Regions from separate parts of the Homo sapiens genome. Here region 2 is linked to region 1. The links are chromatin loops, found by intact Hi-C in ENCODE. Cell type or tissue: HCT116. All regions are shown on one strand. Each heading gives the region's core, and the rest is flanking DNA. Links, peaks and the distances in the headings are about the cores only. Region 1 holds the start of LOC105370559 (a long non-coding RNA gene). Region 2 overlaps RGS6 (regulator of G protein signaling 6).

Region 1 (16,281 bases), core at 5,301-10,300:
GCCTTGGCCTCCCAAAGTGCTAGGATTACAGGTGAGAAATGCACATTCTCAGGCTTGCTCAGCCTTGCAGAATCACTCCTTCTAGAGGAGGGGTCCAGACACTTGTGCTTGAGCAAGACCTCATCCAGTTGACAACCACTGACTTAGGAAAAAGTTTGGAAAGGGTGGATTCCTTTTTACCAACAGCATCACTATCTATATTTCTACAGGATTGAAAGTGCTACAGGTTGTACCCACCGGGCCTTCTATTCTCAAATCAGAGATAAGACCTGCTTCCTATCTGTTGCAGCAAGGCTGCTCTTCAGTTGTTACATGGAGTCGAACCAGAGGCTACAGGAGCCATCACAAGTGGGTAACAGAAGTTATTTGACCATTGATGAAGAGAACTCTGCACTGAATGCCTGTACACCCCAGTAACAGATCAATCCAGAGAGGGCTGAGCCTCCTCTTTGCCACTCACTGCTTCGAACATTCAGAGAGAGCCTAGGAGATAACAAATGCTGCTAGGGCTCTCTCAGAAACACCATCACTCCTGGGCGAACTGAATCTCCCACAGAGAAATCCTCACATCTGTCCATTCATTCATCTGTTCATCCACTGCCATCTACCATCCACCCACCCACTCATCCATCCATCCATCCTCTGATCCAACTAATACATAAATATGTATTAGGTGACCTGTAACTTTGCCGTTAGAAATGTTGAGACCAACTAATTCCCCCTCATCCTTGGTGAGTAAAATCCAAGTGCCTCTGGAATCCTGTTATTTCTCTGTCTCATCTCTATATTGCTTTGAGCTTCTTCTTTCCTTAATCAGTCCTCTTCCCACTTCCACACACACATCTGGAACATCTGTTCTCTGGCTCCATTGGTGAGATAAGTCCCCATCTAGCCTTTGCCTAAGCTAAGGATCCCTTTACCGCTTGGTCTTCACTGACTTCCAGGTGGTCTTTTCCAATGCCCTTTGTTCTTTTCACCTGCTCCCACCTCTGCCACCTAAATTGGGGTTGGAAGGGAAAATGAGCATCTTTCTTGCTTTTTGATGCCCTTCACGACATTCCTCCTTTCTCTCATGTAAAAATTCCTGATTATTTTGGCTTGTATATTCCACTAGAGTCCTCTCTACTACTCCAAGCAATTTTAAAACAAAAAGAGTAAGATACTTTGAATTTGAAGGACTTTGGGGTAGAAGACAGGGAACTGAGAAGCTAACATATCAAATGGGTCCCCTTCATGGATAATGGTGTCACCAAGGATAATGGCAGGTTTGGGGTGGAGAATAAGGTTGTGATCCAGGTGCCAAAGTCTACCCTGAACGAGGAGGAGTTAACAAAAATAGAGAGATGATAAGCAAGACTCCTCCATCCCTGCCACCTAATTTGGGGTTAGGAGGGAAAATGAGTATAACAAACTACCCCCAACAGAATAATCACTTATCTTACACAGAAATCTGCAATTTGGGCAGAGGTTGGTCGGCTCACCTCACTTTGCTCAATGCAACATCAGTTAGGGTAGGCTAATTAGGAGCAGGAGGATCTACAGTAGTCTCTGTTTATCCACAAGGGATATGTTCCAAGACTCCCAGTGGATACCTACAACAGCGGATAGTACTGAATCCTACATATACTATGTTTTTTCTATACATACATACCTATGATAAAGTTTTATTTATAACTTAGTCATAAGAGATTAACAACAACTAATAAGAGAAAAATCATAGCAATATACTGTAAGAAAAGTTATGTAAATAAAAGTTATATAGTCTCTCTCTTACAATATCTTATTGTGCTATATTCACCTATTTTTGGGCCACGGTTGACCATGGATAACTGAAACCTCAGAAAGTAAACCTTGAACCTACAGTACTTTCAAGATGACTCACATGGCCAGCAAATTAGGCTGATGGCCAGGAGCTCAGCCAGGGATGTGAGCTGGGCACTTCTGTTCCTTTCCATGTGGTCCTTTCCACAGAGTTGCTTGGGCTTCCTCACAGCAGGGCAGCTGGATTCTAAGCACAAACATCCCAAGAGAGCAAGGCAGAAGTGCATTGAATGTTTATGATTTAGCCTTGGCAGTTTCATAGTGTTGCTTCTGTTCCACCTTTTGGGATGGAGAGGTGATAGTTCCACAACAGTATGTGGGACACAAGATATTATTCCAGACATCTTTGGAAATACAATCTGTCACACAAGATCAGCCCTCAAAATCTTGCTAACCCATGCCACCCATGTGGAAAAGGAGCTTAAGAGAGACTTCATCAAATCATAAAACTTTAGGAATATGATGGGACAAACTGTTAAGGAAGTTAAGAATTTATTATGCCAAACTGAAGTAGACAGAGCAAGGGATTCGGACTAAAACTGTTTAAATCCTAACTTTACCACTTACTGTGTACAACCTTGGGAATGTCACTCAACCTCTCTGAGCCTCAGCTTCTCCATCTACAAAATGGGAATAATAAATGTATCTTTCCTACTTGACACAAACAATCAGATGGAGTAATGCCAAGATAAGTGCTCTCAATACCATAAAATAGTTTGCTCTACACCTTTGCAGGCCAACAACGGCCTAATGGTCATCCAGATTTTTGTTTCTATGATAGAGGAAGAAGCACTCAGCTATGTGTGTGGCATCCTGGACTTTGTGGCCAGTCTTACTCTTTATTAATTATGTGATATTGAATAAGTCATGTAACTTTTCTGAGTCTCAGTGCGGTCATGGAAGAATAACGCCACCTGCTCTGCTTAACTCTAAGAATTATGTTAAGGGCTTAATATACATGAACTCAGAGGCTTATGAAAAGAACTTAGTAATATAGCTTAGATCACTTGGTAAGTTCAACATAAACATACGTTCGCAACAAAAATTAACATAAATATTATAATTATATTATCATCTAAGCAGCTATGAGTTTTTAGAATTTTTTTGTTAAAAGAGTTTATTTTAACAAAAACTTTAGAAAATATAGCTAAGCAAAAAGAAGAAAATAAAGGTCAAACAATTTTACCGCTTAGATTCTCTTTCTCTTTTCCCTACCTTCTTCATTTTTAATATTCTAGTACGATAGCGTATCACTTCCTTTAGCTGAAGAAGTAGTTTTCCATTTTCTTTTTGCAATGATAAGCCACAAAGCAATAAGCAGGTGAAACTTTTTATGCCTCCTATAATTTCCTTAAGATAAATCTCTAGAAGGAAAATTTCTGGGTCATTTTCAAGGTTTCAAAACATACCATACAACCAGCTTTCAAAACATGTTGAACCAAATTATCCTCCCTTTGAAAGTACGTACATGTGCTAGGCTGGATTTGTATTCTTGTTTATTTTTGCCAATCTGATTGGGAAAAAATGATACCCCATTTAGGAAAATAACTATGTTTTTATAAGTGAGATTCAAATGTTTCTAATACATTTATTGGCCATCGGTATTTATTCTATTTGGGTACTAATATTTGTATACTGATTAACAGGAATTCGTTAAGTATTAAGGATGTAACAGTTTATCTGAAATTCATGTTATAAGATTTTCCCCTTCTGGCCGGCTGCGGTGGCTCACGCCTATAATCCCAGCACTTTGGGAGGCTGAGGTGGGTGGGTCATTTGAGGTCAGGAATTTGAGACCAGCCTGGGCAACATGGTGAAACCCCGTCTCTACTAAAATTACAAAAATTAGCTGGGTGTGGCAATGTGTATCTGTAGTCCCAGCTACTTGGGAGGCTGAGGCATGAGAATTGCCTGAACTCGGGAGGTGGAGGTTGCAGTGAGTCAAGATTGTACCACTACACTCTAGCCTGGGTGACACAGTGAGACTCTGTCTCAAAAAAAAAGATTTTCCCCTTCCAATCCATCAATTCTTTCTTTTATGGTTTCTGCCTTTGGTATTATGCTCGCAATATTGCCGAGACTTTTTAAGGGATGTGCTTTCATTAGCTGTTGTTGAATTAATTTATTCATTCATTCAGCAAACACTTACTGAATGTTTCCTGCATGTCAGGCACCGTTCTCAGCACTGTTGCATCTTCTGAAGCATGGAGCCAAACTCAGGATGAAGACAACCATCACTGAAGGGTTTGTAAACTGAAATATGCAGAAACCCCAAACACATTCCACTCTATTGAAAGACCATCTGCACAGGGAAAGTTTTGGTTCTGGGCAGGGATTATAGCATTGCCCCCCCAGAACTCAGATGCCTGGATCTGATGGCATCTTACAATGAATAAAATCCATATAAACAAGATGATGTCCAGAAAATACTAATGCAAATATCCGTGAATGCAAAGGATTAAAATCACACTAAAAAGTATTAATAGTATTTTTTTCCATATCAGCCAAGGAGGAATAATCAGCAATGATATAATTTTTCATTTCATTAGGAAGTTAATACAGATATGATTTATCCTCTGGGAATCTTTTTTTACAACCCCTCTGAAACAAAGACTCCCAGCAAGGGAAGAATTATACCTCCTTTAAGAGTTTTCACCAAAAAAGGCCTGAAAGCAACAGAACGGCATCTCAGAATTACTGACCCTTGCCCGGACACGCATTAATTCCAGAACAGCTGCAATGCCCTCAGTTTGCTGACCCCTGAACTAAAAAAGCCTCTATTTATTTGTTACTCTTTACTTCTTTGAATCCTGCATTTTTCTTTTTAAGTGAAACATTTCAAGTTTCCAGAAAACTTACCCCCAAACTAAGTCCCATGCAAAAATTGCCAAGGACTCAAGCCCACAGCACTTGACACATTCTAGCAAAGACTGGAATAGGACAGAATACTTGGCCTGCCCTTGTGACTCCAGGAGAGGGCATGTGGGCTTCTCTAGGCAGAGCTCCAGGCCCTACCAGGAATAGCCCCAAGCAGGGTGGCAGCCCAAGGAGACTGTCCCACCTCCATTTACTGGAACCACCTCATGCCTGCTATGCTACCTGGATGGCTTCATCCTCTGAGGAAATGCCACCACGAGACTGGAAGCTACATGTGGAGAGGGATGGGTTTGCTTTTGCTTATCACAACCCCAGCCAGGCACTGAATGAATGACTGGATGAGAATGAAGCTTTCAACACTTCTATAATCCCTAGTGTCACAGCAGGGATCCTGACTTAACGATTTGTATGTAGTAAATGATTTGGGAATGAATATTTTGTTTTGACTTTTATTTTAGGCTCGGGGGTACATGTGCAGGTTTGTTATATGTATAAATTGCATGTCGCTGAGGTTTGATAGACAAATGATCCCGTCACTCAAGTACTGAGCAAAGGACCTGCTGGTTGTTTTTCACCCCTCGTCCCCCTCCCACCCTACCCCCTCTAGTAGTCTTCAGTGTCAGTTACTATTATCTTCGTGTCCATGAGGACCCAATGTTTAGCTCCCACTTATAAGTGAGAACACATAGTATTGAGTTTTGTGCCTCTGCTTTAATTTGCTTAGGATAATGGCCTCCAGCTCCATTCCTGTTGCTGTGAAGAATACGACTTTATCCTTTTCATGGCTGTGTAGTATTCCATGGTGTATGTGTACCACATTTTTTTTTACACAATCCATTGTTGAATGAATACATTGTTAACAATTATTTCCATCTCATCTTGTATCTTATAATTAGAGACCAGACATCAGCTTTTGAGGGGAAAAAAGCAGCCCAGGGCCATCAGCGTGAGCCTGAGGGCCAGGTAAACATGACATGGGGTGGGGGGACATATGGGTGGAAAACCACAGTCTCCATAAATGGGACAAATTTCTGTCTATTTCACGACTTTGTCTGTGGCTATGTCTGGCACCCATGTTCTCTAAAAAGATTCTTTTCCATCTCATATTCCTCACTATATTCAACACGCTGCTAGGGGATGGCCCTCTTCACAAATCCTTTTCTAAACTACCTCCCACGTGACTCAACTCTCTGACTCACCTGCCGTGTGGCCACCTGTCAGGCCCTTCTACTCTTGATAGTCTTTTTCTTCCTTTGTGGGTTAAAACAATGGAAATTTATTCTCTCCCAGTTCTGAAGGCCAGAAGTTAAAAATCAAAGTGTCGGCAGAGTTGGTTCTTTCTACAGGCTCTGCAAGCGAGTCCGCTCCATGCCCTCTCCTGGCTCTGCTGCTGAGCATCCTCGGTGCTCCTTGACTTGCAGATGGGCCCTGGATCTCCGCCTCCATCCTCACTTGGCCTTCCTCTCCCAGTTCTCTTTCTGGGCTTAATAAGCGAGTCCACTTGTGTTTGACCTCCTCTGCCCTCAGAATGGCAAATTCCCCCACATCTGTCACCACTGTGCTTGGCCCTTTGATGCTCCTCATAATGACACCCACTCTCATGGGGACACATACAAGCTGTGGGCACCCACTCCCCAATCTTGGACAAGGACGAGGGGTGAGGCTGCTCTCCTGAGTACATAGGGCTCTCCCAGTCTCTTGGGCTGGCCTGCTGAACTGGACCTGAGCTTTCCTGGAAAACAAAAAAAGCGAGACTTCTTTCTCTCGCCCACTTGACTCTGCAGCTCCAGTTTGGACTTATTTCTCTAGATTTGTTTTCCCCAAGATTGCAGATACTAACAAGAAATTACTAAGCTATCTCACTCTGTTATTATAACTTATAATAAATATACTACTTTATATTATTATATATGTTGATTGATATTATAGCATAACTCAGATGTAAAGCTCATATTGCCGTTCTAAGTATATAAGAATTTTATTTTTACATCCCATTTGTATTAGTCCATTTTCATGCTGCTGATAAAGACATACCTAAGACTGGGCAATTTACAAAAGAAAGAGGTTTAATGGACTTACAGTTCCACGTGGCTGGGGAGGCCTCACAATCATGGCAGAAGGCAAGGAGGTGCAAGTCATGTCTTACATAGATGGCAGCAGGCAAAGGGAGAGCTTGTGCAGGGGAACCTCCCCCCATTATGATACCATCATATCTCATGAGGTTTGTTCTGTATCACAAGAACAGCATGGGAAAGACCTGCCCGCATGATTCAATTACCACCCACCAGGTCCCTCCCACAACATGTGGATTTGAGTGTGAACACAGACAAGCCATATCGCCATTTAATCTGTGGAATGATTCTGTGAGGTCAGCCGGGAGCATGATTCCTGCCTTTCAGAAGAGGAAACGGGAGCCCAGTCTTTCTTGCAGCCCACAGCAAGTTACATAGCACAGTGGCCTCCAAGGGAGGAGGAATGGGGAGCTGTACACAGGGTGCAGGCGATAAGGGGTGCAACTGCCCAGGAACAATATACATATCATAAAATACCTCAGTGATGAATACTTTCTCCCCTTGGTGCTCCACTGATGCTGGGACTAGAGCCGAGCCGTGGGGTTTCTAAGCCGGTGCTGTCTCCCCTCTACCACGGCCCCTCAAGGTCAAAGCAGAGGTGATTTTAGAAGCTCCTGGAGGGGCACATCCCACATATTCAATTCACAGTCAGGAGAAACTAAATCCTCTTTTCTCAAAGGGGTGTGTTAGGTCAGCCTGGGGTGGGGAGGCAGTCCCCAAAGGCATCACGTTAGAGCTGGGAATTCTGAACTTTGGTGATACCACTTCTCTGTTCTGGGTGTAAGACATTTCAATACAGTCTTTGGCTTAGTTTAAAATGTAAATAATTACATTTCTCATAGTTTTGATGACCAGGAAGATCCTACCCCACCCTCACTCTATAATCCCTGACTCCCAGCCCGTGGCGCCACACCTCATCTCCGTATGGCTCATCACCCCATCCCGCCAGATCACTGCTCTGACTCCAGTCCCATCCCTTCCCCTCACCCCACATTTCTGGTGAAAATTATTCGAACCAATCCATGCTGCTTGCTGTCATTTTCCTGACTTCACAGGGGAAAAGAGATCCTCTCCAAGTTTTAAGACAGATTATCGGTACAAAAAAAAAAAAAATCTAGCTGCGTCCATCTTTTGGCAGAAACAGTCTGTTGGCTGAAAGCAGAAGTGATTTGGGCATGAACCGGTGTCCTTGCTCGAGGCCGGCATTCCTTTCTGCCTTATTTTCAATCACGCCTGGGGTGCAGTTCACATTATCACCACGAAGGGGCGCCGTTGCTCTGGAAAGCCACAAGGCTTCTGCAGGCAACTGCCTTCAGTTAAGAAAAACTGCCAGGTTACAGGAATGTGATATTGATTTTTGATTTCTTTTAAATTAATAATCAATGGCGTTCTGAATACTGCTTAATTTCTTATTTGTAGAGGTACAGAGCTGAAGCCTGTTAGATGTCGTTTACGGCATTTTCCAGAGGCAAATAATGAGGGCTCAGGGATACCTTGGTAGCAGCTAAATTACTAGTGAAGGTTTTTCATGAGTTTAAAAGTGTTCTTGGACCTTCAGGTAATATGAATTAAATATTAATATGTTAATTGCAAAGGTCCAAAAGATAAAAGGGAAAAAAATGAATTCACAGGAAAGAAAAGTTTTACGTTTATTAAAGGATGGGGGTGGGGGCAGGGTTAGCTGAAGGGAACAGGAATCATACTATACCAGACCTCACAAATTATGCAGCAATGATGACTGGTTATTAAAAAGTGTAATTAAGCCAGAAGTTCCAGAATTTAGGAGACTGTGGATTAGAGGCCTAGATTCCTCAAAGTATCTGCAGCAAATCCTGATTCCCAAATCTCTAGCTTCTCCCAATGTAAAGTGGGTGCTTATTCTTGCCTGCAGACAGTTAGCATCTGGCTAATATTAACTTCAAATATGTAATTTTGGAGACCCTCAAATAGAACAGGTTATAAAAACGTAACACCCTCCTGGCATTGTGAGACCCTTGTTAGCCACATGTTTATGCCAGGAGATCAGTGCAAAGAAAATTGGAGGCAAGCCTGGGGTTTGAGACTTACTTCTGCCACGAACTTGGTACACTGAGTGAGTCACATATCCAAATTCTTTCTTCTTTCATCTGTAAATTGAAGCTTTTAGCTCAGCTTCCCTCTGAGTCCATTCTGATTCTGACAAACACCTCCCTCCCCATGTTCGGCCCACATGGCGACAGCCTTCCTGGCCTTCCCATCCACTTCTCTGTCTCACACCCTTAGGGGGGCAGATTGGACCATTTTGCTCTACTTCTCTCCACCTAGAATGTCCTTCTTCCCGTTCCACTGCATTTCTATGTTTTTAAATTCCTACTTCAAGTCTCAGGGCAAACGCCACCCGCTCTGAGAAGCATTCCCTGATACCACAGAGGCAAAGAGTCTCCCCTCCTTTATGATTTTGCTGCTCTTTACCTATACTTCTCTTCAGCACCTGCCCTTTTCTCTTTTGGGTTATGATGATTTCAGGAGCCTTTTTGCAACAGCCAGGTCTCCAGGGGCATGACTGACATTGATTTATCCATCCCACAGGGTCCAGCTCAGTGGCCAGCACAAAGCAGGAACCAAGGAAATGGCTGATTAACAGTCACATGTGCACAGACACATTGTATTTTGTGCAGAGCATCTGGGCTCGACTTAAACACTGATGTTCAGCCGATAGGATTTGGTTCCTGGTATACCCGCACTGTCTCTCTCCTACAATTCAGGCCGGCAGTCTTGGACTCTGAGTCAGACTGCCTGAGTTCAAAGCCTGGCTCTGCCACTTCCCAGCTATGAGAGCTTGGACAAGTTGCTGAACTTCTCTGTGCCTCCATTGCTCACCTATGCAGTGAAGATAATGACAGTATTCTCTTCATACAGCTGCCGTGCAGATAAAATGAGCGAATACTTGTAAGACACTTGAAAAAGTACCCAGTGTAAAGCAAGCTCTCAAAAAATGCTACTAGCTTTAAATAGTATTTTTACTACTACTAATCAAAAGATAACAACCATGGGACTTCTTGCCAGTTAGCAGTATCCTTCTCTAATGGTAAGAACAAAATATCCCCTTGTGTTTATCCTGGTGCCCATTCATGTCTCTAGTTAGTTTTACTGGCATCCACTGTAGAAGGCTGGGAAACGCATCCAAGGCAGCCCGCTCCCTGGGTGGGCTCCAGCTTTGGGTCTTCACAGCAAATCTTAGTTTGGCAAAAGCCTTTAGTGCATGGAAAACAGATTAACTATCATTTCAGTCTGCCACCAGCCATTTGCTAAATTGCACAATTTGATATGGTGTGTGTCCTCCTGGACCCTCTCAGACCTGCCCAGGCGCCAGCCTTGCCTCTTATCTATATGGTGCTATGGCTGTAATTCATCTGACCACTTGTGACATGCATCCTCTCAGCAGATTTGTCTTTTTATCTGCTGCGATTCAAGGACAGAAGAAAGAAAAAGGAATGAAGAGAGGTGAGAATAAACAACAGGAGAATAAATACATTTCCAGGCACCTTCCATGCAAGGAGTTTTGAGACATTCTCTCTCTAGGTTAGAGCTCAGCAGTGGATGTGCCTCTCTATCCATCATTGGGCCTGCTCAGCCTGTATCTGGCTGTCCTATTGTTTCAGAGAAAACTCCTTTTTCTATCTTTCTGATCCTACTCTAATTTCCTTCTACCTCCTCTTAATCCTATTTCCTGGTAAAGAAGTTTATTTTGAAGCGGGCCGGGCGCGGTGGCTCATGCCTGTAATCCTAGCACTTTGGGAGGCCAAGGTAAGTGGATTGCTTGAGGTCAGGAGTTTGAGACCAGTCTGGCTAGCATGGTGAAACCCCATCTCTACTAAAAATACAAAAATTAGCCGGCTGTAGTGGCAGGTGCCTGTTATCCCAGCTACTTGGGAAGCTGAGGCAGGAGAATTGCTTGAACCCGGGAGGTGGAGGTTGCAGTGAGTTGAGATCATGCCATTGTACTCCAACCTGGGCAACAGAGTGAGATTCAGGCTCAAAAAAAAAAAAAGTTTATTTTGAAGAGAGACACTGGCAGTACAGATGATGTGTCCGCTTCATGGTCTTTTCCCATACTACCTAGATCTAGTAAAATGGGCCGTGGCTTTTGGCATGTATGTCCAGGTGGGGACAGGCAGATGGAGGAAAGGTGGGAGAATGATGGAAACAGGGAAAGCCTAACTTGTTTTTCTGCCCCCAAGTGTTCAGATCGCCCCCAAGCTATGCTATAAATCACTGTCACATTAAGCTTAAAGTACAGCCTGAGCTCTCTTGATCAAAAACTTGGGTATAAAAGGATGTGAAATTATGTGGTCCAGTTGCTTCTTGTTACAGATATGGAACCTGGGGACCAGTGGGGCAAAGAAGAATTAACAGCACCTACATAGCTCTGATTATGTCAAGCACTTCGTCTAAATGTTTGCACAGATGAACTCATTTAAGCCCCAGAACAACTCCGTGAGGTATGTACTGCTATTTTATGCATATTTTGTAGGTGAGGAAACAGAAGTGCAGGCTTGCTAAATAATGAGCCCAAGGTCATCTGGCTAATGAGTGCGGAACCCAGAGCTGGTGGCGGAGCCCATGCGGTTCTCCGAGTCACACTGCCTCCTAGCAGTGATCTGTCAATAGAGAGTGCCAGAGGGTCTACAAAGGTTTCTTGTCTCCAAATCCAGCTCCCCACTATCTGGGGGAAAAAAAAAGACGGCCCAAATCTTCAGCCTGGCTTTTTACACCTTCCCAGCATAATGCCAAACCCCCTTTCCAGCTCAGCTGCCACCTCCTCCCAAATGCACTTAATTGTCATGGCTGGCTGGCACAGTGAAGGAGTGATGTGTGAATGAATAAATGAAGGACTGAACCCTCCTAGGCTGACTTGGTGGGGGGGCAGTCATCTCCCTATTTGCAGTCATTCAGTTGACAGAGAATATTTGACAATGACCTCACCAACATTTCAATCAATCTTTCTCATTTTTTCATAGCTGAGTGCTTTTCACACAGCTCAGCTGGCAGGGAGCGCTGAAGAAACCAGAACGCTGGCGGCACAATTTCATGTCTGCCCTTCATGCAGGTGGCATGCTTAGGGAGTGGCGCTGATAAATCCCTGAAGGGTGACGTTCCACTGACCTGCCTGTGGTGGCAGCAGCAACAGTGACAGGGACGGTAATCATAGTAGCAGTCGTGATGCAGTGCTAACATCTACTAAGGCATACCCTGTGCCAGGCCCTGTTCCAAGTGTTTTATACACACCAATCAACCTGTCTAATCCTCATGCCATGGTTATAGGGGTATATATGCTATTATTAGACTCATGTTGTTGAGACATTGAGAGATTAAGAAACTGGCCCAAAATCACATAACTGGCATCAGAGGTGGTATCTGAACCTAGGCAGTCTGTTGTCAATGCTCATACTCTTAACCACACTCTTTAGAGAGCTCAGAGAGACAGGTTCTTGTTCCTTCCTGAGTTTGACTTCAGAGGATCATTTCCTTGTTTGCAATGGGGCAGCTACTGACACAGGTTATATTAGCACTACAGCCTAAGGTCAGGTGTCTACTGCTACTTCCTGAGAAGGGTTGTGGAGTCCAGCCCAAAGGCCTGAAACTCTAAACAGAGGATTTCAGCTTAATTTTTTTTTTCTTGGTAGGGGAGGAATCACTTTATAGTTTTAGTTTTAGGTTAACCTAATTAACTGAGAACACTTTGAGAAATTAAAGTTAATACAGTCAACTTACAAATCTGATACTTTATAAGTTTTAGGCTTAATACAAAGTACCGACATATTTGCAAAACTTTTCTCATTCAGAGCTGAAAGCAGGGGACAAGAAGAAAAGGAGACCCATCTTTATTAACTTTTGTCAGGGCTCAAGGTCCATGAGGGATAGGAACATTCAGATCAATGTTCCTTGAAATTGTGTAATGCATATAGAGCTCTGTTAAACAACAAATTCTCACAGTGCTCTGTTATTTATTTAGATTCTTTTAATTTCAATGCTACAAATGTAAAACTAGGAATAAACTTTTTTTTTTTTTTTTTTGAGACAGAGTCTCATTCTGTCACCCAGGCTGGGGTGCAGTGCGATCTTGGCTCACTGCAACCTCCGCCTCCCGGGTTCAAGCAATTCTCTTGCCTCAGCCTCCTGAGAAGCTGGGATTACAGGCACGCAACACCCCACCTGGCTAATTTTTGTATTTTTAGTAGAGTTGGGGTTTCACCACGTTGGTCAGGCTGGTCTTGAACTCCTGACCTCATGATCTGCCCGCCTTGGCCTCCCGAAGTGCTGGGATTACAGACGTGAGCTGTGCCAGATGTAGGAATAAACTTTTTATGCTTTTAGTTCTTATACAAGTGTACAATCAAATGAATGCACATAAACAGAGACAGAGAGGAGTAAAATTCAAATCAAGAAGCATTAATTCTTGTGATGGATGTTGCTTTGGTAACACTAATGGCCAATGTTGTGCATATCAGGTAAAACAATAGGCAGTTGCCGGGGGGGTGGAGCCAAGATGGCCGAATAGGAACAGCTCCAGTCTACAGCTCCCAGCATGACCAGCGCAGAAGATGGGTGATTTGTGCATTTCCAACTGAGGTACCGGGTTCATCTCACTGGGTAGTGCTGGACAGTGGGTGCAGGACAGTGGGTGCAGCGCACCGTGCGTGAGCCAAAGCAGGGCGAGGCATCGCCTCATCCAGGAAGCGCAAGGGGTCAGGAAATTCCCTTCCTAGTCAAAGAAAGGGGTGACAGACGGAACCCAGAAAATTGGGTCACTTCCACCCTAATACTGCCCTTTTCCAACGGGCTTAACAAATGGCACACCAGGAGATTATATCCTGCACCTGGCTTGGAGAGTCCTATGCCCACGGAGCTTCGCTCATTGCTAGCACAGCAGTCTGAGATCAAACTGCAAGGCGGCAGTGAGGCTGGAGGAGGGGCACCCGCCATTGCCCAGGCTTTAGGAGGTAAACAAAGTGGCCAGGAAGCTCAAACTGGGTGGAACCCACCACAGCTCAAGGAGGCCTGCCTGCCTCTGCAGCCTCCACCTCTGCGGGCAGGGCACAGACAAACAAAAGGCAGCAGTAACCTCTGCAGACTTAAATGTCCCTGTCTGACAGCTTTGAAGAGAGCAGTGGTTCTCTCAGCACGCAGTCTGGGCAGACTGCCTCCTCAAGTGGGTCCCTGACCCCCGAGTAGCCTAACTGGGAGGCACCCCCCCAGTAGGGGCAGACTGACACCTCACACAACCAGGTACTCCCCTGAGACAAAACTTCCAGAGGAACGATCAGGCAGCAGCACTTGCGGTTCACCAATATCTGCTGTTCTGCAGCCACCACTGCTGATACGCAGGTAAACAGGCTCTGGAGTGGACCTCCAGCAAACTCCAACAGACCTGCAGCTGAGGGTCCTGACTGATAGAAGAAAAACTAACAAACAGAAAGGACATCCACACCAAAAACATCACCATCATCAAAGACCAAAGGTAGATAAAACCACAAAGATGGGGGAAAAAAAGAGCAGAAAAAATGGAAACTCTAAAAATCAGAGCACCTCTCCTCCTCCAAAGGAATGCAGCTCCTCACCAGCAACGGAACACAGCTGGACGGAGAATGACTTTGACGAGTTGAGAGAAGGAGGCTTCAGAAGATCAAACTACCAGCTAAAGGAGGAAGTTCGAACCAATGGCAAAGAAGTTAAAAACCTTGAAAAGAAATTAAAAGAATGACTAACTAGAATAACCAATGCAGAGAAGTCCTTAAAGGACCTGATGGAGCTGAAAACCACGGCACGAGAACTATGTGACGAATGCACAAGCCTCAGTAGTCGATGTGATCAACTGGAAGAAAGGATATCATCAATGAAAGACGAAATGAATGAAATGAAGCGAGAAGAGAAGTTTAGAGAAAAAAGAATAAAAACAAACAAAGTCTCCAAGAAATACGGGAGTATGTGAAAAGCCCAAATCTACGTCTGATTGGTGTACCTGAAAGTGACAGGGAGAATGGAACCAAGTTGGAAAACACTCTGCAGGATATTATCCAGGAGAACTTCCCCAATCTAGCAAGGCAGGCCAACATTCAAATTCAGGAAATACAGAGAACGCCACAAAGATACTCCTTGAGAAGAGCAACTCCAAGACACATAATTGTCAGATTCACCAAAGTTGAAATGAAGGAAAAAATGTTAAGAGCAGCCAGAGAGAAAGGTCGGGTTACCCACAAAGGAAAGCCCATCAGACTAACAGCTGATCTCTCAGCAGAAACTCTACAAGCCAGAAGAGAGTGGGGACCAATATTCAACATTCTTAAAGAAAAGAATTTTCAATCCAGAATTTCATATCCAGCCAAACTAAGCTTCATAAGTGAAGGAGAAATAAAATACTTTACAGACAAGCAAATGCTGAGAGATTTTGTCACCACCAGGCCTGCCCTAAAAGAGCTCCTGAAGGAAGCACTAAACATGGAAAGGAACAACCGCAGTACCAGCCACTGCAAAAACATGCCAAATTGTAAAGACCATCAAGGCTAGGAAGAAACTGCATCAACCAATGAGCAAAACAACCAGCTAACATCATAATAACAGGATCAAATTCACACATAACAATATTAACCTTAAATGTAAATGGGCTAAATGCTCCAATTAAAAGACACAGACTGGCAAATTGGATAGAGTCAAGACCCAGCAGTGTGCTGTATTCAGGAAACCCATCTCACGTGCAGAGACACACATAGGCTCAAAATAAAGGGATGGAGGAAGATCTACCAAGCAAATGGAAAACAAAAAAAGGCAGGGGTTGCAATCCTAGTCTCTGATAAAACAGACTTTAAACCAACAAAGATCAAAAGAGACAAAGAAGGCTATTACATAATGCTAAAGGGATCAATTCAACAAGAAGAACTAACTATCCTAAATATATATGCACCTAATACAGGAGCACCCAGATTCATAAAGCAAGCCCTTAGTGACCTACAAAGAGACTTAGACTCCCACACAATAATAATGGGAGACTTTAACACCCCACTGTCAACATTAGACAGATCAACGAGACAGAAAGTTAACAAGGATATCCAGGAATTGAACTCAGGTCTGCACCAAGCGGACCTAATAGACATCTACAGAACTCTCCACCCCAAATCAACAGAATATACATTCTTTTCAGCACCACACCACACCTATTTCAAAATTGACCACATAGTTGGAAGTAAAGCACTCCTCAGCAAATGTAAAAGAATAGAAATTATAACAAACTGTCTCTCACACCACAGTGCAATCAAACTAGAACTCAGGATTAAGAAACTCACTCAAAACTGCTCAACTACATGGAAACTGAACAACCTGCTCCTGAATGACTACTGGGTACATAACAAAATGAAGGCAGACATAAAGATGTTCTTTGAAACCAAAGAGAACAAAGACACAACATACCAGAATCTCTGGGACACATTCAAAGCAGTGTGTAGAGGGAAATTTATAGCACTAAATGCCCACAAGA
Region 2 (16,281 bases), core at 6,758-11,757, 320 kb after region 1:
AGATGCTCCAGTTGAAGCAGGATGTAGGTCTTTGAGTCCCCTGGCCCTCACTTATTATGATGGCTTCTGGGGCTCCTCAACCCACCACAGTTTGAAAGCTATTACTTTAGCAGAAAGTGCACTCCATCAGGAAACAGGAGTCCTGAGTCTGAATCTGCTCCATCTCAATTACTCTGACACTCAGTTTCTTCCTACATGAGGAAAAAGGGACTGATAATACTTGGTCACCTACCTTGAGGTAGATCAAATAAATATGTGTAAACGTACAAGGTACACTAATATAAGGCACCATTCCTACCATCACCACCACCATAGTCATCCACATGTCGGGGGGCTTGCCCCAGCTACTCACTTTATCACTGTCTAAGCATGAAGTGGGGTGTGTGTGTGCATGTGTGTGCATGCATGCGTGCATGCGTGTGTGTGTGTGTAAGTGTAGGAAGCCTGGCAGAGGAAAGAGCTGGTCATTTTCAACAGCCCCTCCCGTGGTCCCCACTAAGTTCAAATGAAAAGTGGGACAACCCATAAGAGAACTGTTTTCTGCATTTGATTCAGGGGAATGAACTTTATATTTTCAGAGTCTGCCTGTCCCCCTGTGTGTTTCTTATATTCAAGGTAACAACAAATGACCTCCAGGATCTGAGCCTAGATAAAGCAAGGCACCCATACATTGGGGGGTCTCAGTCAGATGCCCAAGACCAGGGTTTTGGAATCACATCAATCTGGGTTAGACTTGGAGCTACTTACTAGCTGTGTGACCTGGTTGGCAAGTCATTTAGCCTCTATGACACTCAATTTTCTCATCTGAAAATGGTGATGACATTCCTCATGCATAGGACTATTAGGAGGACTAACTGAAATGATGCCTGTAAAATGATTAGTTCAGTTTCTAAGAAACAAATAAACGATTCTTATTGTAATTATCGTTGGACCATCCACGATTTCACACCCATTATTTTGCCCTAAGAGGACCATTGTGATTTCTATGATATGACAGGCCTTCTAATTAAAAGCCTGAACTTTGGAGACTGATGAATGAGGCTTAGAATCCTACCCTGCTGCCACTCAGCACCTTTGTGACCTTGAGCATAGCGTTGCATCTCTTAATCCCTGGAGGAGAAGCCAGGTACCTGCCCCTAAAACCTTAGCAGCCTAATATGGGGAGCACGCATCAAAACAGATGACTATAACCACCACCAACGAACTGCATGAAAGAAATGCAAACGTAAGTGGTATAGGAACAAAGAGAGGGAACAACTAACTACATGGCATGTGTTGGAGAGGGTGAGGTGCTGCTGCTGGGACAGCCTCCCGGGCCATCTGTGGCTGAGAGCACAAGGACTCCTCTCCCATCAACATGGTAAATGCCACCATCTGCTAATGTGACAGGGACCATCAGAATAAACCTCGTACATTTTAGAGCCATATTGCTCTAAGACCCAGAGCTCCGCATGCCAATGGATTCTGGCTTCTCAAGGGGATTAAACCAAAGAGCCAAATTGCACTGTAGCCAAGGAGAAAAGTAAAACCGATAAATTGGCAGTAGAGAGCAACCTATCCGGCTCCTTTAACATGTTTAGTTAAGAAACATCCTGGACCCAGATTAACTACCAGATCTCTAGTTGAGACTGCAGATCTGCCCACCTTAATGAGCACACAATCATTTAAGCAAATGGTCTGAATGCTCCTCTGAGGATCCCTTTTGAGTGCGCACTGAATGGCCATTTGAAGCTTCCTTGAGGTACGTACCCTGGCGAATGCTGCTGGCCACATATATACAAATGTGGTCTTCTTGTGAAGATGGTAACCTCTGTTGGGAAAAGGCATTTTGTCAAAACCCTGTCTGGAGTGGAGTGACTAACAGATCCTGGCAATCAGGATTTTCTAGTGTTCTAGAAGTTTACTAGGCCTTTTAACATGTATATGTGGCTTTGTTGTTCAAAGCGTATTTTGAAGACATAAATGTGGATTGGGCATATGACTCATCCTTGTCTTCCCATTTAAGATTCTATTAGATGTGTAATTTGTAAGTGGAAATTACATAGAAATACCATGAATCCTACTGAGAAGTGCACTAGGTTAATCTAGTGCCCTATGTTACCACTTCCCTTCCACATGGAATGGCCATTCACCAGTTAAATTTGTTTCTGATTGTCCTGGAAGAGAAACAGCAAGAATATCCATCCATTCCTGAGATGGTATCTGTCAGCACTTTAGTGCCTTTTTTCCATGTAAGGAGAGTTGGATGTCATTTACTTTAGCTAAAAAGAATCGATTTCTTTTTACAGTAACTGTGGAAAAGAAAATGTTACTCCATGAACTGGCAGAGCTAGGCAAGGTGGAAGGAAAGGATCACAGATTATTATCAATCTAAGCCCTCTTCTCCAAGAGCTGTCAGCCAAGGTGGTCAGGAAAAGAACGGGAGAGTCTTGCAGACAGTGGAGTTCAGATTTGATTTGAGGAACAATGAGAAAAAGCCAATAGGTTAAAGACTGGAAAGTAACCTCACAAAAGAAGAGTTTTAGGGCCTGAGTTGGTTGGTATGTGCAATGGATTCTAGAGGGATCAGAGTGAGGCAAGGAGAGCAAGGTCAGAGGCTGCTAGGTGTGACTAGACAAAGATGTAGGTGTGGTTCAGTTTCTTCATTAGCAGAGTGTGGGCAATGTCCCAGGCTCCCCAGACTCTCATGGTCCTTGTGACACTTGTCTGGGTCAATGAATATAGAAGATCAGACAAAAACTTCTTTCCCCCAAACATTTCTGGTTTTCGTTATTGCTCATTCTACAGCCTTACATACCAAAGCAACAGGTTATAGACTTCATGTAAAAATTTTACACACAAAGTGGCATAAGAATGTCCATGTTTGCACAAGTAAGAGAAACTGGATTTACACTCTGATGCTCAGGGAGCTAATTTAGTAGAGAGGGGAATGGAAAGGAAGAAGGCAGGGAGAGAGATGTCGCTGCCTCCCTCCTACAAGACCATTAGACACAGTAGACTTTCTGCCGAGAGAGTCAAGCATTTAGGATGCTTCTCTCCTCTCCTCTCTTCTGTGTATGTGTTGGGAGGGGATAGAGAGGCCAATGAGGCACCCAGACCATGGTGCCCACAGTGATGAGAAGAGAGTGTATTATTTGTTACCCAGAACACTTTACATATAAAAGAAGAAAGTGTCTGTTTCCACAGAATCACCAGTCTATTAGCAGGGTAATTTTGGACAACATACTCTGAGTTAAAATAAGTCTCTTCCTCTGTAAACTAGAGATGAGGACAATGCTTTGCCAGGTGGTGAGGGTTAAATAAGAATATGTATACAAAGCAGCCAATGATGTCTGGAATACAGCAAGTTATCTGGTGAATGGTGATAGTTGTGTAAGCCTGAACAAAAGAACTCTACATTGAAAGCTGCACTACTGACTTTTTAAGAACAGAGAATTCACAACATTCTTCAAAAAACAGCACACACTCAATGTCAGAAAGTTTTCTTTTTTTGGTGGTAACAAATCCACTTTCTTGACACTTAGTAATGAGATTGAATATTGGGGTGGAAGAAGTCTTGGATTGGGAGTTACAGATATCCAGGCTTGTGGTCTAATTCTCAAAGTACTGTGTGGTATTGGGAAAGTCACTTCCCTCTCACTTCACTTTGCCACATCTGAGGTCTTCTGTGTGTAATTTTGTTATACACAGCATTTCAAGGTAGGCCAGACAGGCAAGGGTCAACATATTTTTTATGTTGTACAGTATCTGTCCATTGTAAGGCACTATATAAATTTATTCACTGAATGAAGAAATAAAGTGTATATACTGTAAGTCAATCTAAAGCATGCGGATTAACCTACTTCTACTCCAGACCATGTTTATTTCTGTATTGTCATCTATTTTGCTCTGTAATTGGGCAAGATAAAGAGAATACATTTATGCATCTCTGCATTGCATTTTAGAAGCCAATTCTTTTCATTACTTCCCATAATTAAGTTAAAAACTTTTTTGTCCCAGCTCCAAAAATGCTATATCTCTCAAGTTATAGACTCTAAAATTTCAAAAATCATCATTTGAAAAACTGAGGAATTCCTGAGGAGATGGCAGTGGTAGCAGTGACACAGTTTTTGGAACTCCTAGAATCCCTACATGTCGAAAGACAGAGCAATGAAATCAAACAGAATGTTCAAAAATTAATGGACATTTACAACAAAACTGGGAGACAAGGTATCCTCACAAACATCAAGATACAAATAGGTAAGGATAAATCACAAATTGTTACACAATTAGCCAGCACCTGCTCTCAAAACAAGGTACCACACTGGAGAGAAGCTGCTGGGAAAAAAATAAAATTGAGCAAAACAGAAAGAAAAAAAAAGAGAAGATTCAGGTAACAGTGGAAAAGGAAAAAACAACATAAAAATTTACAAAGCAAGTTTTTTAAAAAAAATTACATAAAAACAATAGAAGACAGAGCTCTATGAAGTTAGAAAAATCCATCTGAACAAAGTCTCTTTCTAAAACGTGAGGAAAATGAGCAACAGAAAAGCATGGAGAGAAAATTCCACACATTATTGCTTAAGGATAAAAGAGGAAAACGAATAAAACAACATTTCCACAGATAATGAAAGCACACCAAGAAAACTGGCTCCAAAATCAGATCACAATTCTAACATACAATTTCCAGATTTGCCAAAAGACACTAAGAAAACACGCTAGACATGAAGGAACAATATAAATTGGAACTAGAAAAAGTTCAGAAATAAGGTGACAGAGCTTAGAAAAGAATTAGAAATGTTCTTAAAAAGGCTTAACTAGAAGAAACTTAAGAGTGAATAATAAAACCAAATAACTTCAAAAGTAGAAGGGGGAAATTAAATTTTTTTAAAAAAATCAAAAGAACTTAAGAAAGATAAGAAGCCTTCAAGAATTGATAAATTTTGAAGACAGACAAGTAAGATGCAACATAAGGACAACAGGAGTCTCTAAAGAAGGCAGAAACAGTAAAACAAGAAAACATAACAAATTTTAAAAACTATAAATCAAGAAAAACTGTCCTAAGATACAAAAAAAGAAACTACTTATGTGAGAATAACAACCCATAACTATCAGCATCAAGACATATGCTAGTAAAATGACAAGACTTTAAAGAAAAAAAATCTCTATGGGCTTCTTGCAAAAAGAGAATGTGACTTGTAAGAAAAAATAAAAACTGGATTATCACTAGAATTTGACAGGGTTTTATGCCAGAAGGATATGATCTAATGTATCTAGGGTACTCAATGAAAGAAAATATAAGCCAAGGATTTTATATCCAAGCAAAAATGAACATTAAGTAGAGAAAACATTCTTTCAACATGTAAGAACACAAGGTATTCTGTTCCCATAACTTCTTCCTAAGGCGACTACTACAGAATGAGCTTTGGACAACCAAGTGTCATGTCATTGACGTGAAAATGGTGATGACCATCAAATATATGAAACTAAGAACATTAAATGGGGGTTAAATGGAAGAGAGTATAGCATTAATAACTATTACCTGATAAAAACAGATTAGGTATAACTATAAAATAATAGAGGAAAATGAGAATAGCATATGCACAAAAATGTTTTAATTCTTTTTAGTAATCATAATTGGTGGTGGTAGTATTAATATTGTGTGTGTAATGTGGAAGCATGCAAATGAGTAATTATGACATATTCTAATCTAGCATACTCTATGTCCTTGAGAATCAAGATTGTTTGGGCAGGAAAAAGAAGATATAGATGCCATACAGAAGACGTTAAAACCCTGTAGTCCTGAATTGGAAATATCAGTATAAACTCATGAGGTATTTTAACTTTAAATATATTTAAATACATATAACATCTATGTATAGGTATAGAAAAAGCTATATAGATATAGAAGTGGATATTTCCCAGTTTTGCCCATTGAAAAGACTCAGTAAAAAAGAATCAAGTCAGTAGTTATGAGAATCTGGTTTGTGGTTTTGACATTTTTTTCCTATCAAAAAGAACTGGGGGAGCAGGGTGCATTCTCAGAGAAATGGCTGACTCTTGGTCTGGGGCAGGAAATACACAAGATGAGCCTGTAATAAAAAAGGAAGGAATCAAATAGTGCTAGAGTTATACCAAAAGGAATCAAGAGCCAAGTTGAAGAGGCTCCCACTGGCCAAAAATGGGACAATTTGAGCTTCAATAGGGATGATTTGCTACGGTTTGATTACTCTTCCACTACGTTTAAACCTAGTAGTTCATGTTTTTTTTTTGTTTTTTTCTTTAATTGGTCCCCTTCTGAACATGACAGGGAAGCAATTCAGTATCTTGAAAATTAGGTAAATAAAAGGAAAACTGAGCATTCAACCGGCTTTTCAAGTGTGAAATCTACCACAAGGTAGCCATATAGTGATCTAAATTTATTCCATCTAAGACTTTCCAGCTAATAAATGAAAATGAAATGACAGACTGTCACCATTATGCTTCTCTCAATCGATCTAAGTATTGAGTATCTATGGCTGTTAACATCAAAATACAGTGAGAACTAGACTTCCTGCGCCTCCTGATGAAAAAAAGAAAAGAAAAAAACAAAAAACGCAGTCCCACCTATAGTCTTAGCAAAAGGACAGGACTAAGATTTGATGAAACCCCTATATCCAGCTGCTGATACTCAGGAAGTTCAGAGGAACATGTTACACTGCACCATGAGTACACAACCAGCAAAATCCACTCTGAGAACCTCCAACAGGTCTAACAGTCCAAGTTCTTCATCAGATACACTGTATGGAAAAGGAGGGGACAATGGGGGAATGCATAGACTGAAAGATAAGTTAATATCCATGGAAAAGACTAAATGATTGCGGCTAGGGATATGCAATTCAGTGACACAACTATAAAAAGGCAAGGGAGTAATTACTGGAAAACTCAAGAGAGTGGGTAATTTGGAAGGAGAAAGGAATTATGGCTGGGAAGGGACACATGGAGGGGCTTCTGAAGTGACTGGCAGGTCTATTTCTTTAGCTAGGTGCTGGTTTCAAAGTGTCCACCTCATACTAGTTCATGCTAAGCCACTGGTTCTCAAACTCAAGCATGCATGGGAAGCTTCGGAAGAGCCTGTTAAAATAAACACCCCACCTCCATAGTTTCTGATTTAGTAAATCTCCACTGGAGTGCAAACATTTGCTTTTTTCACAACTTCCAAGGCAATGCTGATCTGGAGACCATATTTTGGGAATCTTTGCATTAAACTATGCTTATTTTGTGTAGTTTGAGTCTGTGTTTAATTTCTCAATACAATGTTAAATTAATGATTGAATGGGTAGAAAGACAGATCAACAGAACTTAGAAAAAAAGTTCTTATCAATATCATGAGAATATTGCCTTATTATGCATTTATGTCTGGTCTCTCTGTTCTCTGATGTGCTATACAGCTGATTCATATGTTTGTTAAATATCCCACTGCGACCTCTGGATCTTTTTCTCCCAACCACTACCTGAGAGTTTCTCAGTCCAAAAGAACAGTTGGAATGTCCTTGGGACCTACGCTGAAGACGTCTTACAATGGTTTATTGATAAGGTCAGGCACTGTTTTCCTTTTTCTCATAGGAAAAATATTTCATGCATAAAGCCCACACCTGGGTATCTCTCTACAAACTTGCATTTCCTTTTTAAAGAACAACTCACTCTACCTCCTCTTCTACCAGAACTTCTCTCTCGAAGACTGCTATGGAACTATTTAGAAAGGATAAATTCTGGTCACACAGATTATCAACTAAATAAGCGTTTCTAATCTTCTCAACATTTATTCTCAGATAAAAATTAAAAGCAAAGCGCACCTGAGAGCCAAGAGCAATAAAAATGTGGTTTATGTTCAAATATCAGAGACTAAGCTTTAGTCATTTAAATCTTAGGAATCTTTCCTAGGAAGAAAAAAAAGCAGCAGTAGTAAATAAAATAACGAGTCTGAAATATAACAGAAAGAGCAAAATTCCTGGAATTTTCAGAAAAAAACTTGGTTATGCAAATAGCAGAGGGCACCCTCAAGATTTATCTAGCTAATACATTCAATTCCACAAATGTCTGTATGCCTGCTGTATGAAAAGTACAAAAAGGAATAGAACATGATCCTTGCCCTCAGAATATTAACATAGAAAAAGAAAGCTGTACCACATTTTAAACTGTAAGACCAGGCAAAATGTGAGTGGTGATCATAAGGAAAGTACAAATAAAATTTTACTTGGGTAAAAATGGAAAGATTTGATTTATTAGAGGCAAAACCACATCAGGCCTGTCCCACTGGTCAAGGAGTCATCATCTGTGAGTTGCATCTGGAATGTCCAGGGAGGTCTTTGTACAATCATCATTCCCTCCCTATATTACTGGCTGATGCCTGATACTCAATACATGCAACTTCATGCTTGGTGTCTGGATCTGATTCCCATAGGGCTAGTATAATGCTCTAACAACCTAACTGCTTGTATGTTTTAGTGCAGTGACTAGACTAGAGACCAAGGACCTATCCAGAAACATGTTTTCGACTGATTCTTAAATATTTGTGTGTTTAATAATCTAAACAAATGATGGAACCATAGTCAGATCCTTGTACTCAAAGTGTCATTCCCAGATCAGCCAACAGGCATAACCTGAGAGCTTATTTAAAACACAGAATTCTGTACCCTACCCCTGCCCCTCTGTACCAAAGTGAGCAATTTAACAAGATCCCTGGTGAGTTACCTGCACAGTAAAATTTGAGAGCACTAAGTTAAACAGCCATCTTATAACCAAGCACTGTCAGGTAACTTCAGTTCTCATATTTGTGTTTATAATCAACTTGATAATAATTTCACAGCACACTGTATTCGAAGAGCTTGCAGGAGTCCAAACAGAGAAGGTGTGGGGTAACTGAGGCATCAAAGGCCACGGTGGCTTTGCGTCTGGATGTAGTTTTAGTAAAAATAATATCATCTGTCATGTTAGGTTAATGCTGCTATTTTGAAATTCTGAAGTTTTAATTTTTAAATCTGTTCTGTTCAAGTTTCATTTCCTTTATTTTATAAATGCATAAAAGTTATGAGCAAGCATAATTAGTTTATACATAGCTTTATGTTTGTACATATTTAAGTAACATAATAAAAATATAAAACAACAACTAAATTCACAAGACTGCTTTTCTTTAAAAGGGAAATATATCACTCAAAGTTGGTAAACACTGCAGTGGTAAGAATCAAGAATGAGAATTCGTTTTGACAGAGAGGAAAGGAAAAGCAAGACAACGTGGGACAGCTGGGGATCCCCGACAGCGCCACCTAGAGGGGGAGAGAGCAAAACCGGGGGCGCCCATGGGAGGCAAAGAAACACCTCTACGATACCATCCCATATGTAGCATTTCCAGGGCCTGAAAAGTCACCGTTGTTCCTCCAACATCATTTTTAAAAACAAAACAAAAGATTAAAGGACGTTCAATAAGCTCCTGGGGGAAACGCCTAGAGAGAATACAGTAATAATAATAAAAAATAGCAAAACAACAATTGTCATGCACTAGGCATTCTAAGAGCTTCACCTACATTAACTCCTTTAAATTAGTTAATATCCTCGACCAAGTCACTCCTTTGGTAAATTGTAAAAATGGTCAAAATCCTTCTTTTATAGGCAACCTCTGTTTCCTCCACCCTTTGAATCTGGGCTGGCCTGAATGGCTTTCTTTAATCAATGGAACATGGTGGAAGTGACGATGTGTCATTTCTGAGTCTAGGCGGCAAGTGGCCTTGCATGCTTCCAGCATACTTCCGGGAGCCCTGTCTCCACTGTGGGAACAAGCCCAGGCCTATTCATTTCAATCTGGGTAAGAAACCTTTCACAATTTGATTTTTGTTCCTTAATTAGCACACTAATGATTTTCTGTGATTTTTCTTACTTAGGGGAAAAGGTTTTCTTTCCTGCCATTATGTTTTTCCCTAAGTTGTTGCATATACAAAAATACGTAAGTTCAGGAGAACAAGAAGGTGGTGGATGTTGGTTTGATGATTGCTGCTATTCAGAGCAAAAGAGATAATGAAAGTTGTTGTTTTCCTCCTGTGTTTTCAAGAAGTTGGCTAAAATTGCACAAAGGGTATTAAGTTGCACAGATAAAATGGGACTTTTCCACCAAAAAGTTAATTTAAAAATCATTTCAAGGGGCTGAGGGTTTTGCTTTTCTTCCTAAGTGATACTTAAATACAGTGCATGCCAGATTTGACACTCAGATATCCACATATTGACTCTTGAAGATATTTTAAAAGGTAGTACAAGCTTAGATTCCTAACGGGAAAGGGAGGCACTGGAATTGCCGTAATGCAATGTGAAGGGGCTCCACAGGCCAGCTATTACCACTGCAAGGGAGGCCTAGCTTCCTGAGAGACAGGTACCATTATATGAGAGATAAGAAAGGGCTATTTCCTAAGTCTGAAATAACGGAGGTCTCAAATTCCTCCTAAGGTATTTTGTACACAATGTTTAACTCTGATCAGCAAGCCAAATCTTTGTTTCCTCTTTGGGGCCTTAAGACAATCTTGTAAATCTAGCTTTTCTGGAACATTCCCAACTTTAAATATTCTGTTTTGTTCCACCATTAAATCACGAACCCTGAGTGTGAACTTGTGATTTCACGAACGAGTAGACTTTTAAGAAAAAAATATATATATAATGATTAGGGGTCTGACGTTAGATTGCCAAACTTTAGCCAATATAGGTATTTTAAAATAATGAACAGGTTTCTTAAAGTTAATTGTATTTTGCTTTATCAAAAATCTTCTACACTGTCTTCATTTTCTTGTTTCATTGTGTACGTGTGAAAACTTTCATTAGGAACTGTCACTGGCCTTTAGACCAAGGAAAGGTGCTTTACAGTTAGGCATGCTAAATTAAAATCTTGACTCTACCATGTAGCAGCTACATGCCCTTGAGTTTCAGAGCCTAAATGTTCTAATCCATAAAATAGAGATAATACGTATCTTGTAAAGTTCTGTGATTAAAAGAAAGTATCTAAAACCTGGCACAAGGTAGAACTGCAATAAATATGCACAAAAAAACCCTCCAGCTTGGTCAACCTTGAGATTTTAGAATTCTTTTCCAATTCTTAAGTTTTTATTTTCATTTCTTCTAAGGTTTTTAATCTTTATTTCTTTATTCATATTTTCTGTACACATACTAATATTGTTTATGTAAATGTATTTTGGTAAAGCAGAAGATAAAAGCGAGAAAAAAACATACATAGGAAAATAGCAGGAGCTACTGTGTTAGGAATTAGAATCTTTTTCAACTTCCTAAGGGGACCTTCTGGAGAAGCAGTACGTCACTGATGAGTACATTTGGAATATACTCAGAGAGATGTCTTCAATATACCCAGAGATTGACAGACAGACTTGCTGTTCCTCGGCTGGAACAATTTTCTATGTGGGACTGCCTTTTCCAAATCCCAACGGAAGGAAATATTAAAGCACCAGACACTGACAACCACTCCCTACAAAAGCTCCTTCTCGGCTGCTCTTGTCTTCAACCTGAGTATTGTAAGGTTTGTCAACACCAAGAAGCCAACTCCAATGATGCAGGTGGAAGGCAGGTAATAGAGAAGAGGATGGAAAGGAAATATACTTCCAAAGGATCAGAGAATGTCCTAGTCTTTTAAAAGCAGTAATTCCCCTATGAGGGCCTTAGCCTTGTGGACCCATCTAAGCCTGATTATCTTCCAAAGGCCCCATTTCCAAATAACATCACACTGGGGGTAGAGATTCAACATGCAAGTTTTGGAGATACACAATTCAGTCCATAGCAGAGAAGGTACTTGGGAACAGAGATGCACAACACGTATCCAAGCGTTCACTTAGCAAAGTCTGACTTCACTCTCCAAAGTGTACACCTTTCCCAGGCAGCAACCCCTCTGCCTTGAAGAAACATGAGAGGATAATAGCACAACAGTCCAGACAGAGAGACCTCAGAAGCAGAAAGCCTCCTGCCACAGCTACAGACACTGATGGTTGTATGTTACTAGAGCGCAGTATTCTCTAAGTGCTCAGAATCATAAAACATTCATTTATTCTACAACTATCTATTGAGCACCTATTCTGTGCCAGGCACAGTTCTGGTACTAGGAACACAGAGGTGAACACATCAATGCTTACTTTTGAGTTTCATGGAGCTCAAAACAGTGGTAGACACTCAAAAATGAAATTGATGGATGAGTAAAAGAACATCTCAGTAGACCTGTTTCATCTGTTGTTTCATTAAAACTGAAGCAGTGGCTGTCAGACCTGGCCACAAATTAGAATATCTGTGGACACAAAGGTTTTTGTTTGTTTGTTTTTGAGACAGGGTCTCACTCTGCTGCCCAAGTTAGAGTGCAGTAGCATAATCACGGCTCACTGCAGCCTCAACCTCCTGGGCTCAGATGATCCTCCCAGGCTCAGGTGATCCTCCCACCTCAGCCTCCCAAGTAGCTGGGATTACAGATGCATGCCACTAAGCCCAGCTAATGTTTGTATTTTTGGTAGAGACAGGGTTTTGTCATGTTGCCCAGGCTGGTCTTGAACTCCTGAACTCAAACAATCCACCTGCCTTGGCATCCCAAAGTATTGGGATTACAGGCATGAGTCACTGTGCCTGGCCGAACATACATTTTTAAATGTCAATGCCTAGCTCCCATCTCCCAGAGACTATGATTTAAGTGGTTGGAGATGAAATTCAAACATTAAGATAAATGGTAGGAGGGGATATTACTTGAGTTGCTTACAGATAGATTCATTTAGAAAACAAATATTTACTGAGTAACTATGGAAATCATGAATTCATTTAGGGAACAAATATTTACTGAGTAAGCTGGGAAAACTACGTGAAGACACTGGGAGCTCCTTGTCGTAATCTTGTGACATCTTCAACTGAAAGTCACAGAGTACATCAAACTGACAGTTTGTGACACTTCACTCCCCTGTCCGCACGATGCCTTCTTAGCCTTCTTACAGTCTTTCTTTCTACCTTTTTTTGGTTTTGTTTTTGAGAGTCTTGCTCTATTGCCCAGGCTGGAGTGCAGTCGTGCAATCTTGGCTCACTGTAACCTCTGCCTCCCAGGTTCAAGCGATTCTCCTGCCTCAGCCTCCCGAGTAGCTGGGATTACAGGTGTGCACCACCACGCCTAGCTAATTTAGGAGAGAGGAGGTTTCACCATGTTGGCCAGGCTGGTCTTGAACTCCTAACCTCAAGTGATCTGGCCACCTAAGCCTCCCAATGTGCTGGGATTACAGGCCTGAGCCACCACACCCAGCCCCTTATATTCTTTCTTATCCATGCTGCCGTCCAAACTGTAAAACTGGAAATCACTCCCGTCTTTTACCAGGCCTTGCCATTACTATCTTCTAAGTCTCTCTCAAACCTACCCCTCTCTTCACCGTCCCTTTAGTTCAAGCCCCAAGCAACTCTCCCCTGTACACAACAGTCTCAACCAATTTTCCTGACTCTTACTACTGTGCTGGTGACCCGCTCTCTGCTTGGCTTTCGGAACCAAATCCATGAAACAGCAACCTGATTACGACATTCCCATGTTTAGGATCTTTCAAGAAGTCCCCATCACTCACACAGTAATACTCAGTTTCCCAAGTAGAAACGGGGAGAGTAATACAGTTTGAAAGTGCTTACTACATTTGGCACTGTAAGTGCTCAACAAAAGTAACCATGACTACTAACTACTAATGACTATCACTACTGTCACTTTCACAAAAAGGAACAAGTCTAAAGACAAATAATCCCCGCCAAAGCTATGAGGAAGAGTGGCAGAGAGTTCCTTACATGGTCAACAGCAGAGCTGTCTGAATACAACTGTCCCAAGCTTTTTCTAGGGTAAGAATGCTCCCTGGAAATGGGTGTTTCTATCTGAGAGCTCATTGAAGTCCTCCCAAAACAGACATTTAAAGAAAATGATATTGTCCTGGGAACAAATCTTACAGATGTGTGACTCCCTCCACCTGTGCCTAAGGTGAAACATTAGCTAGTCTACTTCCTGGCTGTGTGACCTGGTATTAAAGCTGCTTCTAGGCAGGGTGCGGTGGCTCATGCCTGTCATCTCAGTACTTTGGGAGGCCGAGGCAGGCAGATCACCAGGTCAGGAGGTCGAGACCATCCTGGCTAACACGGTGAAACCCCGTCTCTACTAAAAATATAAAAAATTAGCCGGGCATGGAGGCTGGTACCTGTAGTCCCAGCTACTCGGGAGGCTGAGGCAGGAGAATGGCATGAACCCAGGAGGCAGAGCTTGCAGGGAGCCGAGATCGCACCACTGCACTCCAGCCTGGGTGACAGAGAGACTCCATTTCAAAAAACAACAAAAAAACTGCTGCTCATCTGTAAGATGGAGATAGTAAAAGCACCCATCTCAGAGTTGTGAGATCAATGAGTTTATACTTAGAACAGTAACTAATATATAGTAAATACTCAATACAAACAGACTGTTCGATCCTTGTTGAATAAATCAAATCATGAAAAAGCCATACAATTCTAAGGATGCATGGACAGAGACTGATGCCCCTTAAAATGTGCACAATAAGAAAGAAATCCGCACAGAAGTTCTTTGTATACCAGGTTTGTTTGTGTGTGCCCTGTGGGTACTAGGGCTCTACGCACTTAGCAGTACAGCAGCACATATGATAGACATTTTCTAGAACAACTTACCCACCAATGAGGCAGGTGACACAAATGAAAGAGGAGAACATGCAGTACCATTTTACAGGAAATGAGGGAAGGGAGGCTCATTCTGTGTGAAGGGAATAGTTACTGCTTGGTTAGAAGCAATTTTTGGTAATTGGGACTCAATTTTGCCAAAACTTCCAAATTTTTGAGGGAAACTGGAACTCTGTATTTTTATGTACAGTCTCCTGATAAATGTTGGCAACTCTTTCAATTATCTCCAAAAATCCTGTGCCTGTCAATCAAAATATATCTGCAAGAAAAATTTGGTCCAAGCTCTGACAGTTCGTGCTCATTAAGCTAAAAAAGAACAATGCCACTAAACTCTGCCCCTGTCCACACCGTCAAAAGAACAAATGCCCCCTGCCTGATGGCATGAAGGCACGGGGAGTGCTAGTGTTCAGCAGATAAACAATAGTGGCACCTGCCACATGTCCACACGACTTCACCCCTTTCAGGGGACAGAGAAAAAGCAAGGACAGGAGCCTATTATCTTAGCCAAGAGGCCAGGGAAATGAAATTACAGGAAATGCTGTGACATCAAGGTACCAGAGGGCTCTGAGAGAAGGGTCCAGAGGGTTCAAAGAGGACCTCCAGGAGGACAGGGGTCCCAAACCAGACCCCGAGGATGGGGGCGGTTTTGGAAAACATGGAGGGGGTTGCTCTAGGTGACAGAGGTGAAATGAACAACAGCACAGCTATGTCAGGATATTATAACATCTCCCCCACCCCAGGCTTTTGGAAAAGCTTATATGGTCCAGTTTGTTATTTTTAGAATTTGCTATGTGTGGGTCCAGGAGAGGTATAAGCCACCTAACACAATTGCTACCAGACATTGGAAAAATGACCCAGACATCGACATAGTTGACTATACATTCCCGCTTTCAAAGTTTTGCCAAACCTCTGCATCCTACACGTTGCTTGGCTGATGATATCAGGCTAAGAGCTGGTCCCTGCCACTAAGGAGCTACAATCTGAGGAAGGAATACAGAGACAAAGTGATAGGCACAGGAATTGTGGGTGTGGGGGACAAGACGCCACCCTGTCCAGCAAGAAGAGGTGGGCTGCATGCAGAAGCCAGCAGCTGGGCTGCATCTGGGCTAAGTGGGAGTCTTCCCGGCAGAGGAGGGGGAGGAAGGGTGTTCCAGGTAGCAGCAGCAACACAGCCCAAGGTGCAGAATGGTGAAAACTAGTAGTTTACAGCAACAAAGACACCCGCCCCCTTCTCCTCCTCTTCATTCTTGGTCTCTGCTAATTGCGGCCTTCCTGTTTCTTAGCAAGACAGGAATCTCTGGAGATCCCTAAGGATTTTTAAAACTTGCTCTATTGCCATTCATTCAGATGAAAAGCAACAAACATAAAAACCCACCAAAGACCAAAGTAAAGAGAATGATTTAACCTGCCAATGGTACATTCAGATGTGCTTCCTGTAACCCTGTGTTCTTGGCACAAAGAAAGATGCTGTTAAGAAAATTAATTCTATTTATTTTGGAATGGAGCATTCTCTGCTCAGCCACTAACACAAGAGGAGATGGCCACACACATAGAATAGAAATTGCACCTCAAAGCTCAGTGTTGGTTTTGATTTGAGCTTGG

The links. Hi-C counts contacts between places; a loop is a spot of excess contacts. Peaks named below come from ENCODE experiments on the same cell type or tissue, not always from the same donor. Only the 100,000 strongest peaks of a DNase experiment are listed, where the experiment ranks them.
Region 2: a loop joins it to region 1, with 4 times the contacts of the local background. A loop is called at or near these places in 4 of 110 quality-filtered maps.

What each region holds. Positions count from the first base shown.
Region 1 is chr14:72,412,691-72,428,971 of GRCh38, reverse strand. The region is part of intron 3 of RGS6 (regulator of G protein signaling 6); the gene reads right to left. It overlaps LOC105370559 (a long non-coding RNA gene), which reads left to right and starts at 9,761. Exons shown (of 4, transcript XR_944018.3): 1 at 9,761-9,837; 2 at 11,124-11,251. In HCT116, for the core only: CTCF peaks have their summits at 7,816 and 8,017; a DNase peak (open chromatin) is centred at 8,041.
Region 2 is chr14:72,097,214-72,113,494 of GRCh38, reverse strand. All of the region lies in intron 2 of RGS6 (regulator of G protein signaling 6), which reads right to left. Among named protein-coding and RNA genes, the nearest start is that of RGS6, 170 kb to the right of the region's middle. In HCT116, for the core only: a CTCF peak has its summit at 9,281 (motif pointing left); a DNase peak (open chromatin) is centred at 9,254; H3K27me3 peaks cover 426 bases.